Regions from separate parts of the Homo sapiens genome. Here region 1 is linked to region 2. A link is an interaction called in ENCODE POLR2A ChIA-PET data of the cell type or tissue named here. Cell type or tissue: GM12878. All regions are shown on one strand. Links, peaks and the distances in the headings refer to the core of each region. The heading gives the core; the rest is flanking DNA.

Region 1 (5,377 bases), core at 330-5,329, 210 kb before region 2:
CATGGATTCAACCAATTTTGGATTGAAAATACTGGGGGAGGCCACGCTCAGTGGCTCATGCCTGTAGGCAGCACTTTGGGAGGCCGAGGCAGGTGGATCACCTTGAGGTCAGGAGTTCGAGACCAGCCTGGCGAACATGGTGAAACCCTGTCTCTACTAAAAATATACAAATTACCTGAGTGTGGTGGCAGGCGCCTGTAATTTCAGCTACTTGAGAGGCTGAGGCAGGAAAATCGCTTGTACCTGGGAGGTGGAGGTTGCAGTGAGCTGAGATTGCACCACTGAACTCCAGCCTGGATGACAAGAGTGAAAATCTGTGTCAAAAAAAAAAAAAATTAGCTGGGCATGGTGGCACACTACTTGGGAGGGTGAGGCACGATTATTGCTTGAACCTGGGAAGCAGAGGTTGCAGGGAGCTGAGATCACGCCACTGCACTCCAGCCTGAGTGACAGAGCAAGACTCTGTCGCAAAAAAAAAACTATATATATATATATGGGGATAAATGGATAGCTGCATCTGTACTGAACATGCAGGCTATTTTTCTTGTCATTATTTCCTAAACTATACAGTATAACACCTATTTACATAGCATTTACATTATATTAGGTATTATAAGTAATCTAGAGATTATTTAAAATATACAGGAGCTCTACAGAAAATAAAAAAATTGGAGCACAGCTGTAGTCCCAGTTTCTTGGGATATTAGGGTGGGAGGATCACTTGAGCCCAGGAGGTCAAGGCTGCAGTGAGCTGGAATCACATCACTCTAGCCTGGGCAAAAGAGACCTTGTTTGAAAAAAACAAAAACAAAAACAAACAAAAAAAAGTATATGAGGCAGGGTGTAGTGGCTTATGCCTGTAATCCCAGCACTTTGGGAGACCGACGCAGGCAGATCACCTGAGGTCAGGAGTTTGAGATCAGCTTGGCCAACATGGCAAAACCCCATCTCTATTAAAACACAAAAATTAGCCAGGCATGGCGGCAGGTGCCTGTAAGATTTTCACTCTTGTCACCCAGCTACTAGGGAGGCTGAGGCAGGAGAATCGCTTGAACCCAGGAGGTGGAGGTTGCAGTGAGCCCAGATCACGCCATTGCACTCCAGCCTGGGCAACAGAGCAAGACTGTCTCAAAAAAAAAAAAAAAAGTATGTGAGAGGATATGTGTGTGTCCCATTCATGCAAATACTACACTACTTTATATGAGAGACTAGAGCATCTGCAGATTTGGCTATCCTGGGCGGTGGGGTTGGGGGGTTCCCGGAACTAGGCCCCCACAGATACTAAAAGACAACTGTTCTTTGATGGAGTGCTTATGAAGTCATGATGGGAAAGGAGGGCTTTGTACGTCACATTAAAATAGGCTGGGCACAGTGGGTCACGCCTGTAATCTCAGCACTTTGGGAGGCTGAGGCAGGTGGATCACCTGAGGTCAGGAGTTTGAGACCAGCCTGGCCAACATGATGAAACCCTGTCTCTATTAAAAATACAAAAAATTAGCTGGGCATGGTGGCAGGTGCCTGTAATCCCAGCTACTCGAAGGAGGAGAATCGCTTGAACCCAGGAGGTGGAGGTTGCAGTGATCCAAAATCGTGCCATTGCACTCCAGCCTGGGCAACAAGAGAGAAACTGTCTCAAAAAATAAATAAAAATAAAGGGAAGAGGGTGCAGTGTTGTGCACCTATAGTCCCAGCTACTCAGGACACTGAGGCAGGAGGATCACTTGAGTCCAGGAGCTGGCGTCCAGCCTAGGCAACATATAGTGAAACCCTGTCTCAAAAACAAAAAAACAAAAATAGAGGAAGAATGTATGTTTAACTTTATAGGAAATTAATAAACTGTTTTGTAGGTTTTTTGTTTGTTTGAGACAGGGTCCTGCTCTGTCACCCAGACTGGACTGCAGTGATGTGATCACGGCTCACTGCAGCCTCAACCTCCTAGGCTTAGGCAATCCTCCTGCCTCAGCCTCCTGCGTAGCTGGGACCAAAGGCATGTGCCACCACACCTGGCTAATTTTTTTTTTTTTTTTTTTTTGTAGAGGCAGGTTCTCACTGTGTTGCTCAGGCTAATCTTGAACTACTGGGCTCAAGTCATCCTCCTGCCTTGGCCTATAAGAACAGAAACCTACATATACTTCTATGTTCTACTTAGTAACTGGGGCAGTTCTCAACCCATAGAAGGCAGGATAACCTGGATGGGTGCCGTGGCTTATGCCTGTAATCCCAGCACTTTGGGATGCCAAGGCGGGCGGATTACCTGAGGTCGGGACCAGCCCGACCAACATGGAGAAACCCTGTCTCTATTAAAAATACAAAATTAGCCGGGCTTGGTGGCACATGCCTGTAATCCCAGCTACCCGGGAGGCCGAGGCAGGAGAATCGCTTGAACCCAGGAGGCGGAGGTTGCGGTGAGCTGAGATCGTGCCATTGCATTCCAGCCTGGGCAACAAGAGCAAAACTCCACCTCAGAAAAAAAAAAAAAAAAAAAAAAGGAGGCAGGATAACCCTTACTGACACTTGGGTTGTTCCCCATCCGCCGCCACCGCCGCCACCCCCACCACCGCCGCCATGCACTCTTCAGGTTTATTGAGGGCATGAGGGGCTAAAAGGGAGCCCTGGATGTCTGAGTGTAAGGCCTGGCATCTGCCTAAACAGTGGTTCAGTGGGTGGCCAATGAGGATGGAGTTTCCACCACCTGGGTTTGCTTGAAAATGTGACTCTCTGGCTGGGCGAGGTGGCTCACACCTGTAATCCCAGCACTTTAAGAGGACCAGGTGGGCAAATCACCTGAAGTCAGGAATTCCATACCAGCCTGGCCAACATGGTGAAACCCTGTCTCTACTGAAAACACAAAAATTAGCCAGGAGTGGTGGCGGATGCCTGTAATCCCAGCCACTCAGGAGGCTGAGACACAGAATCGCTTGAACCCGGGAGGCGGAGGTTGCAGTGAGCTGAGATGGCGCCACTGCACTCCAGCCTGGGCAATAAAGTGAGACTCTGTCTCAAAAAAAAAAGGAAGAAAGTGTGACTCTCAGCTCTACCTTGCCCAAAGCCTTTGGGCCCAAACATGGCATAGTAGCAGGGGTGGTTTCAGCAGGGCTTGCCTTCGTACTTAGCATGCCCCAGCTTGGCCTCCAGCATCTATATACATTTCTCATACTTCAGGAAGGGCTGCTGTTGCTGCTGCTGCTGCTGCTGATGACGATGACGATGGTGACAATAACATTTATTGGGCACTTACTATATACCAGCACTCTTCCCAAATGTTTCCATGTGTTAACTCACTTAATCTTCAACAGCCTTTCATAGTAAGTACCATTACAATCATTCCCATTTTACAGATGAGATAACTAGGGATCAGAGAGACTACAAACTTGCCCAAAGTTCTCTTACAAACTAGCAAGGAGCAAAGCCCAAGTTCAAACACAGGCCATCCATCCTAAGGGCCTTCTCTCAACCTGTGGTCTGTATATCAGTGGTTCTCAAACTTTTTAGTTTCAGGGCCCCTTTAAATCTTAAAAACTATTGAAGACTCCAAAAATCCCCAGTTTATGTGGGTTATATCTATTGCTATTTATCAAATTAGAAATTAAAACTGGCCAGGAGTGGTGGTTTATCCCTGTAATCCCAACACTTTAGGAGGCCTAGGCAGGAGGATCACTTAAGTCCAGGAGTTTGAGGCTAGCCTGGACAACATAGGGAGACCCTCATCTCTACAAAAAATTTAAAAATTAGCTGGATGTGATGGACCACACTTGTGGTCCCAGCTACTCGGGAGGCTGAGGTTAGGTTGGAGGATCACCTGAGCCCAGGAGTTTGAGGCTGCAGTGAGCTATGATGGCACCATTGCAGTCCAGCCTGGGCAACCATCGAGAACCCTTATCAAAAAACAGAAAGGTAAGGCCGGGTGCGGTGGCTCACGCCTGTAATCCCAGCACTTTGGGAGGCCGAGGCGGGCAGATCACGAGATCAGGAGATCGAGACCATCCTGGCTAACACGGTGAAACCCCGTCTCTACTAAAAATACAAAAAATTAGCCGGGCATGGTGGCAGGCGCCTGTAGTCCCAGCTACTCCGGAGGCTGAGGCAGGAGAATGGCGTGAACCTGGGAGGTGGAGCTTGCAGTGAGCCGAGATCGTGGTACTGCACTCCAGCCTGGGCCACAGAGCGAGACTCCATCTCAAAAAAAAAAAAAAAAAAAAAGGTTAGGGGCGATGACAAGACACATGGGATAGAATGAGGGAGTATGGGGTGTTTTTTTGTTTGTTTTTTGAGACAGAGTCTCACTCTGTCACCCAGGCTGGAGTGCAGTGGCACGATCTTGGCTCACTGCAACCTCTGTGAGAAAGTATGAAATAGACAAGAGCTGGGTTTGGGATCATCTCTCACCTTAACCATTTATGGCCCCGGTAGTAAAGTGCTTTCCTATGCATAGGGAAGGGATTCACAGTAAGAAACCCATTATACATTAACATAAATAACTTTTTTAAATTAAAAAACTACATTTTCCAAAAGCAGAAAAACTTAGTGAGAAAAATGACATTGTTTTACTTTTTTCCAAATCTCTTTAATATCTGGCTTAATAGAAGACAGCTGGATTCTTGTACCTTCTTCAGCATTCAATCCTTTGTGAATGTTGTTTTGGTTGATGTACATGAATAAAATCCAGCTTCACACAGATTTGCAGTTTAAAGAGTGAGGAGTATTTTAATAGCATTTTTTTTTTTTTTTTTGAGACAGGGTCACCCTCTGTCACCCAGGGTGAGGTGTGGTGGCACAATCTCAACCCACTGCAACTTCTGCTTCCCTGGGTCAAGCGATCCTCCCACCTTAGCCCCTCCAGTAGCTGGGACCACAGGCATGCTCAACATGCCTGGCTAATTTTTGTATTTTTTGTAGAGATGGGGTCTCACCATGTTGCCTAGTCTGGTCTTGAACTCCTGGTCTTAAGCAATCTTCCCACCTCAGCCTGGGATTACAGGCAAGAGCTGCCACGTCCAGCAGAAACAGAAATCTTAGAGGTTAGTTGCAATGTAGACTCTGAAACCCTATCAATGAACTTTTTGTCCTCTGTAACATTAAAATCCATTGTTCCTTCATTTTCTAGGAAACTTTTAGGGGGTGATAGACATGTTCACTGTTTTTATTGTGGTGTTAGTTTCATGGGTGTATACATATGTCAAAACTTATCAAAGTGTACACTCTAAATACATACAGTTTATTGTATATCATTATTACTCAATAACAATTTTTTTTTGAGATGGAGTCTTGCTTTGTTGCCCAGGCTGGGGGTACAGTGGTACGATCTTAGTTCACCGCAACCTCCATCTCCTGGGTTCAAGCAATTCTCCTACCTCAGCCTCTGATTAGCTGGGTTCAA
Region 2 (5,377 bases), core at 184-5,183:
GGAAGAGTAAGGCCTAGGACAGCACCAGGACTTGGCCAAGTCTCATGGCTTAGTTGGGGAACCAGGTCTTTTGGCTCTCACTGCCCCGGAATAAACAAACATCTCTCTTAAATCAGAATGCTTTTCTTGGCATCCAGCTTTAATCTTTCTTGCTGTAAATGAAAGACTGTCTCCTGTTTGTCCTCTTGGTGGGAGGGACTAGCAAGTGGAGGGTGGGTGAAGGACAGTGAGGATGAGCCTCACTGCTGCCAAGCTACTGGTAAGAAGGTGTACTCTTCCATGTAACAAAGTTGCACAAGTATCCTATACATTTATATATATATATATGGAGCACTCTTCTCCAGAAGGACTTTCTACCAATGCCTTTGTAGGATTGCCTCTCCCAGAACGCCAGGCTTCTGCTTGTTTGTAGAGAGCCCAGGACAGCCTGGGCCTCAGGAAAGAAGAGGGTGTAGCCAGGCTGGCTTGGATGGCAGCTGTGAGCAGCCCCCTACTCAGGCACACTCTGGGTGGCTGTGGGAGCAGCAGCAGTCCCAGGCAGCCAAGGCCTGGCCTCAGGAGCCCAGCCCAGCCAGTGGGGCAGATGGTGAGGGCCAGGTTATCTTTAAATGGCACCTTACTCAGCCTGCCACTCTGCCAGTTGGGCAGGATGGCGGTAGACAAGTGTTATTTTGGGATCTGAGGGCAAGGGAGGAAGGCTCTGTTTATAGCTCTCTCCTTTCTGAACCTACTCTCTCTCCTGGGGAGGATTTGGGGCCATGGGCCTCAGCCCTCCAGCTGACCCTTTCCAACCTAAGGTTTCTGTTTTCAGCCTAGCTGTTAGCCATCTGCACAGATGGGAGTGTTGAATCTACAGAGGCACAGGGTTTCTCAGAAAGGCCAGCTCTGTAAAGGCAGGTTTAGGTGGTGACAACTGCATTAGACTTGGGATCAGACTAATAATAGGTAACATTAACACTTACTATGAGGCAGCACTACGAAGTGCTTTGTGTTATATTAACTTTATTTAATCCTCACAATCACTCCATGAAACAGATAACTAGTATTACACTTGTTCTGTGGATTAGGAAATGGAGACATAATTTAAGCAGCTTGTCCAAAGTCACCCAACAGGCAAGTGGCAAAGCCAGGGTTCAAATCCAGGCAGTCTAGCTCCGGAGCCCATGCTCTGAACCACTAACTAGATATGAGTCCTGCTCTGCCACTTACTGGTTCTGCAAACTTGAAGGAACCACTCCCCCTCTGGTCTTGGCTTCCTCTTTTGGAAACGGACTACCGTTCGGTTCAACCCACTAGAATCCCCAAGTTAGAACTGGCAGAGACACTCTGATCCATTGTGTCTCTCTCCCTGTTCAAGGGAAAAAGAACTTACTCAAGGTCACACAACCGGGCACTGGCCCTAGTTTCTGTGCTCTTGCTGTGAACCTCCCTGTGGCAGGGATGAGTCAGCGGAGCTGACGAGGGATATTAGTTATGAATTTGCAATCACAAAATCAGGTGTGGAAGAAATACATTTATTTTCTTTTAACCAAAATAGATGAGAATGAGTCTCTATCCTGCTACCTGGTTTGTTGTTATTATGGTTTGTTCCCCTCTCCAGAATCACGAAAAGGTCCTGGGGTCTCACACAGTGCAAAACATTGAGGTGAGCCCTCTAAGCCTTGGTCTGCACAGGTTCTGCTCATACATGCTCTTAAGCTTGCAAATTCAGAAGTGTTGGTCTGTGTGCCCCAGGTACAAGAGACCTTCCCAGGGAGCCTTGGTGACCAGGGCCCAGCATCCCTGGGGACTCCATGCAGCCTTTTCCCTAGGAAGTTCTATCATCTCCAGGTGCTTTGCCACAATCAGGGCAGGAGTCTCACCGCTCATAGGCCCCGTGGACTTTTTTGTCCCCTACTTATCTTTTGGAAAACTACCCCCCTTTTTCTCTCCCCTTCTTCCTCCGGGACCCTGGGCCTAATTGCAGTTCACTAGAGCTTTCACCATAGGGTCCAGAAGCACAGCTATTCTCATGCAGTCCTGCTGTCCACCCTACAAAAGCAACTAAGGCAAGGAAATGCAAAGAATTCAGGTATGTTCTTGGACTAAGTTGTTGGGGGGGGGGGAATCTAGTGAAAGCAAATTAATACACCGATAGTTTATGTCACACAGCTAACCACAGAAAAACTGCTTAGTAGGTGGAAGGCAAGAGCTGGGCCTACCACCTGTTTCTATCATGTTCCTCAGGCAGGGCTGCAGTGCTACAATTCATTCCTCAGAGCTGTCCTCCCAAAGGCTCACCAAGACCCTAATTTAGCAGCAGCATGTGTGAAATTGAACTGAGTCACAGTGTAATCCAGTGAGTCAGGAAGAATGAGCCAAACATAGCTCCCAGCTATGGGTGGGGGATAGGATGGGACATCTTCCACCACTAGAGGTGCTTTAATGAAGTCATCCTTAATTCTAACTACAATCCTGTGAGGTAGGTATTAGTTCCCTATTTTACAGATGAGGGAACCAAGGCTTGAAGGAAACGTCACTTGCCGCAGCTATGTAATCATGCCAAGTCAGAACAACTCAAGCCTGGGAGGGACTTCTAGGCCTCCTAGTCAGGCCAGTAGTTCCTCATTGCTTTTCTTCCTACAGCACATTTGCTACCATATCATGTATTCTACACAGGTTTAAAAACCCTAGTATACTTTTCAATTTTAGGAAGCCAGCAGTAATGCCACCCTTTTCCCAGTTACTCAAAAAAGGAAAAAACTGGAATGTAAGTGTCATTAGATGGCAAATGTTGACCTGTACCATCCATTAGGGAAACTTAAATTCACAAAACTTGTTTTTTTTTTTGTTTTTTTTTTTTTTTGAGGCAGAGTGTCGCTCTGTCGCCCAGGCTGGAGTGTAGTGGCATGATCTTGGCTCACTGCAACCTCTGCCTCCCGGGTTCAAGCAATTCTCCTGCTTCAGCTGCCTGAGTAGCTAGGATTATAGGCATGCGCCACCATGCCCAGCTAATTTTTTTGTATTTTTAGTAGAGACGGGGTTTCACCATGCTGGCCAGGCTGCTCTTGAACTCTTGATGTCGTGGTCCGCCTGCCTCGGCCTCCCAAAGTGCTGGGATTACAGGTGTGAGCCACTATGCCCGGCCTACAAAAATTGGAATTTTATTGCGATTACTTTTGGGTGCTTTGCTACTGGAATCTTGGTAAAGTATGGTTAAGACCTAGTCTAAATCCCCGTGAGAATGGGGAATTTTCCCGTGACTGCTAACTAAAGGTCTAGCCTCTGATCGAGCACTTGGATTGATGAGGAGGAACTCACTGCAACATTTTAAGACAATTCATTCCACAGCTCTCACTTTTGGAAAATCCTTACTTGTCAGTCTTTAAGTCCTACTGACTTTATCTTGTCAACATCTCTAATCCAGCTCTTCCACCCTATCCCCTCTAGTTACAACCTTAGTTCAGGCTCTGGGTTTTCCCACCTGGACTGCTGTAGCTGCTGCCAGACTGCATTCCTTTCTCCCATCTCCCACCCCTTCAATCCAGGTTCCAAGTCACCCTTCTAGTCACATTTGCATCAACACTGCAACACTTTTCTAAGACACAAAACCTGATCACTTCCCTGTTTAGTTATCTTGGGTAGTCTCCCATTCTCTAGAGGAAGCAGGTCTTGAAGGATCCTTCACAATCTGCCCCCCACTTGTCCTTCCAGCTTTATTTCTGGCCAGGACTCCCGTGAACTTAAGCATAAATATCAGTACTTGTAACGTGCTTATAAGGTCTGAAAATGAAATTGTTTCATGACGGCCTTTTCTTACTTTTTCTCTGCAATGTCTTACCCCACTCTCATCTGCCTGGCAAATGCACAGGAAAGGCAAAACAAATAGGCAACAAGTACAAGCTGCTTGGACTATAATCACACACTTGCAGGGTGACCTTTGATAGGTTAACAATATCTGTCTGCTTCAGTTTCATCAATCTGTAAAACTGGGTGAGCAAAGTGGACTACTTTGTAAGGTTAGTAGGTGGTCTGAGGTAAAAGTATTTAGCATACCCACTGGCGTTTAAATACTCCAGAAGCAGGTATTGTTAGCTCCTTGCAAGTGTTCAAGGGTTGCCTTCTCCATGCAACTTACCCGACTTCCTCCCCCAGGTTACCATTAGCCAGTTCCTTTTTTGGGCAGTGGGAACTAAACCCAGTACACTTATTTCTCTCACAGCACTCCCCACATTTATTATACTACAGATGCTTTTCAGCTTATAATGGGGCTACATCCCAATAAACCCAACAAAAGTTGAAAATACCGTTAAGTGAAAAATGCATTTAATACACCTAGGCTACCTTAAACCTACTCAGATCACTTACATTAGCTTACAGTTGGGCAAACTCATCTAACACAAAGCCTATTTTATAATAAAGTGTTGAATGTCTCATGTAATTTATTGAATACTGTACTGATTGTATGGATACTTGAAGTACTGTTTCTACCGAATGTGTATAGCTTTTGCACAATCCTAAAGTTGAAAAACTGGAAGTCAAACCATCATTATGTTCAGGCCCATCTGTATTTCTGACCCCCTACTAGACTAGCTCCTTGAGGGAAAGGGCCAAAGCCCTCCAGCATTTAGCACCGGCCTTGCATATCTAATAGAGGTTCATAGTTCACTGAAATGGGGTTGGGGGCAAGAGTAGCCAGAAATTGGCCTTTTATTTCCTACTTACTGATCATGGGTCAGCTTAGCTGGGGTGCAAAAGTATAGTATGTATTTCACTGGACCATCCTTGAACTTCCCAAAGCCATGTCCTGTTTCCTCTTGTCTTCTCTAAGCTAAGCATTCTTAGCTCCTTCAAGCTTCTTTTCCTTGACACGATTTGTCCTCTACATCTTAGCCTTCCTCTGGCAGAGGACTCATCTGTCAGGGAGCCTCCGGTTGAGCACCAGAAGGGAACATGGCAATGAGGATCACTGATAGGCACAGGAAGACTGAAAGGACCTTCCACACTACCCTAGACAACCTGTTTTTATTATCTCATCCTAGAACCACACTGGAGTTTTTTTGGACACATTAACAGTTCCTGGCATAATAAACTTTTTTTTTATTTTAAATTTTAAGAGACAAGGTATTGCCACATTGCCCAGACTGGTCTCAAACTCTTGGGCTTAAGTGATCTGCCCTCCTCAGCCTCCTAAAGTGCTGGGATTACATGGGTGTGGCACCACACCTGGCCCTCCTGGCATAATAAACTTTATTTTTTGAGACAGAATCTTGCTCTGTTGCCCAGGCTGGAGTGCAATGGTGTGATCTCGACTCACTGCAACCTCTGTCTCCCAGGTTCAAGTGATTCTCCCGCCTCAGCCTCCCGAGTAGCTGGGATTACAGGCACGTGCCACCAT

What was found. ChIA-PET counts read pairs that join two places held together with the same protein. Peaks named below come from ENCODE experiments on the same cell type or tissue, not always from the same donor. Only the 100,000 strongest peaks of a DNase experiment are listed, where the experiment ranks them.
Region 1: POLR2A ChIA-PET joins it to region 2 with 7 read pairs; 3 of 35 experiments call an interaction of 5 or more read pairs at or near these places.

What each region holds. Positions count from the first base shown.
Region 1 is chr1:202,094,618-202,099,994 of GRCh38, reverse strand. All of the region lies in intron 1 of LOC105371684 (a long non-coding RNA gene), which reads left to right. It also overlaps the pseudogene CRIP1P3. Among named protein-coding and RNA genes, the nearest start is that of GPR37L1, 26 kb to the left of the region's middle. In GM12878, for the core only: no CTCF peak of the experiment used is centred there; no DNase peak of the experiment used is centred there.
Region 2 is chr1:201,879,900-201,885,276 of GRCh38, reverse strand. It overlaps IPO9 (importin 9), which reads right to left. Exons shown (of 24, transcript NM_018085.5): 24 at 986-5,377. Among named protein-coding and RNA genes, the nearest start is that of SHISA4, 6.3 kb to the left of the region's middle. RefSeq lists enhancers at 1,301-1,370, 2,471-2,970. In GM12878, for the core only: no CTCF peak of the experiment used is centred there; a DNase peak (open chromatin) is centred at 2,433.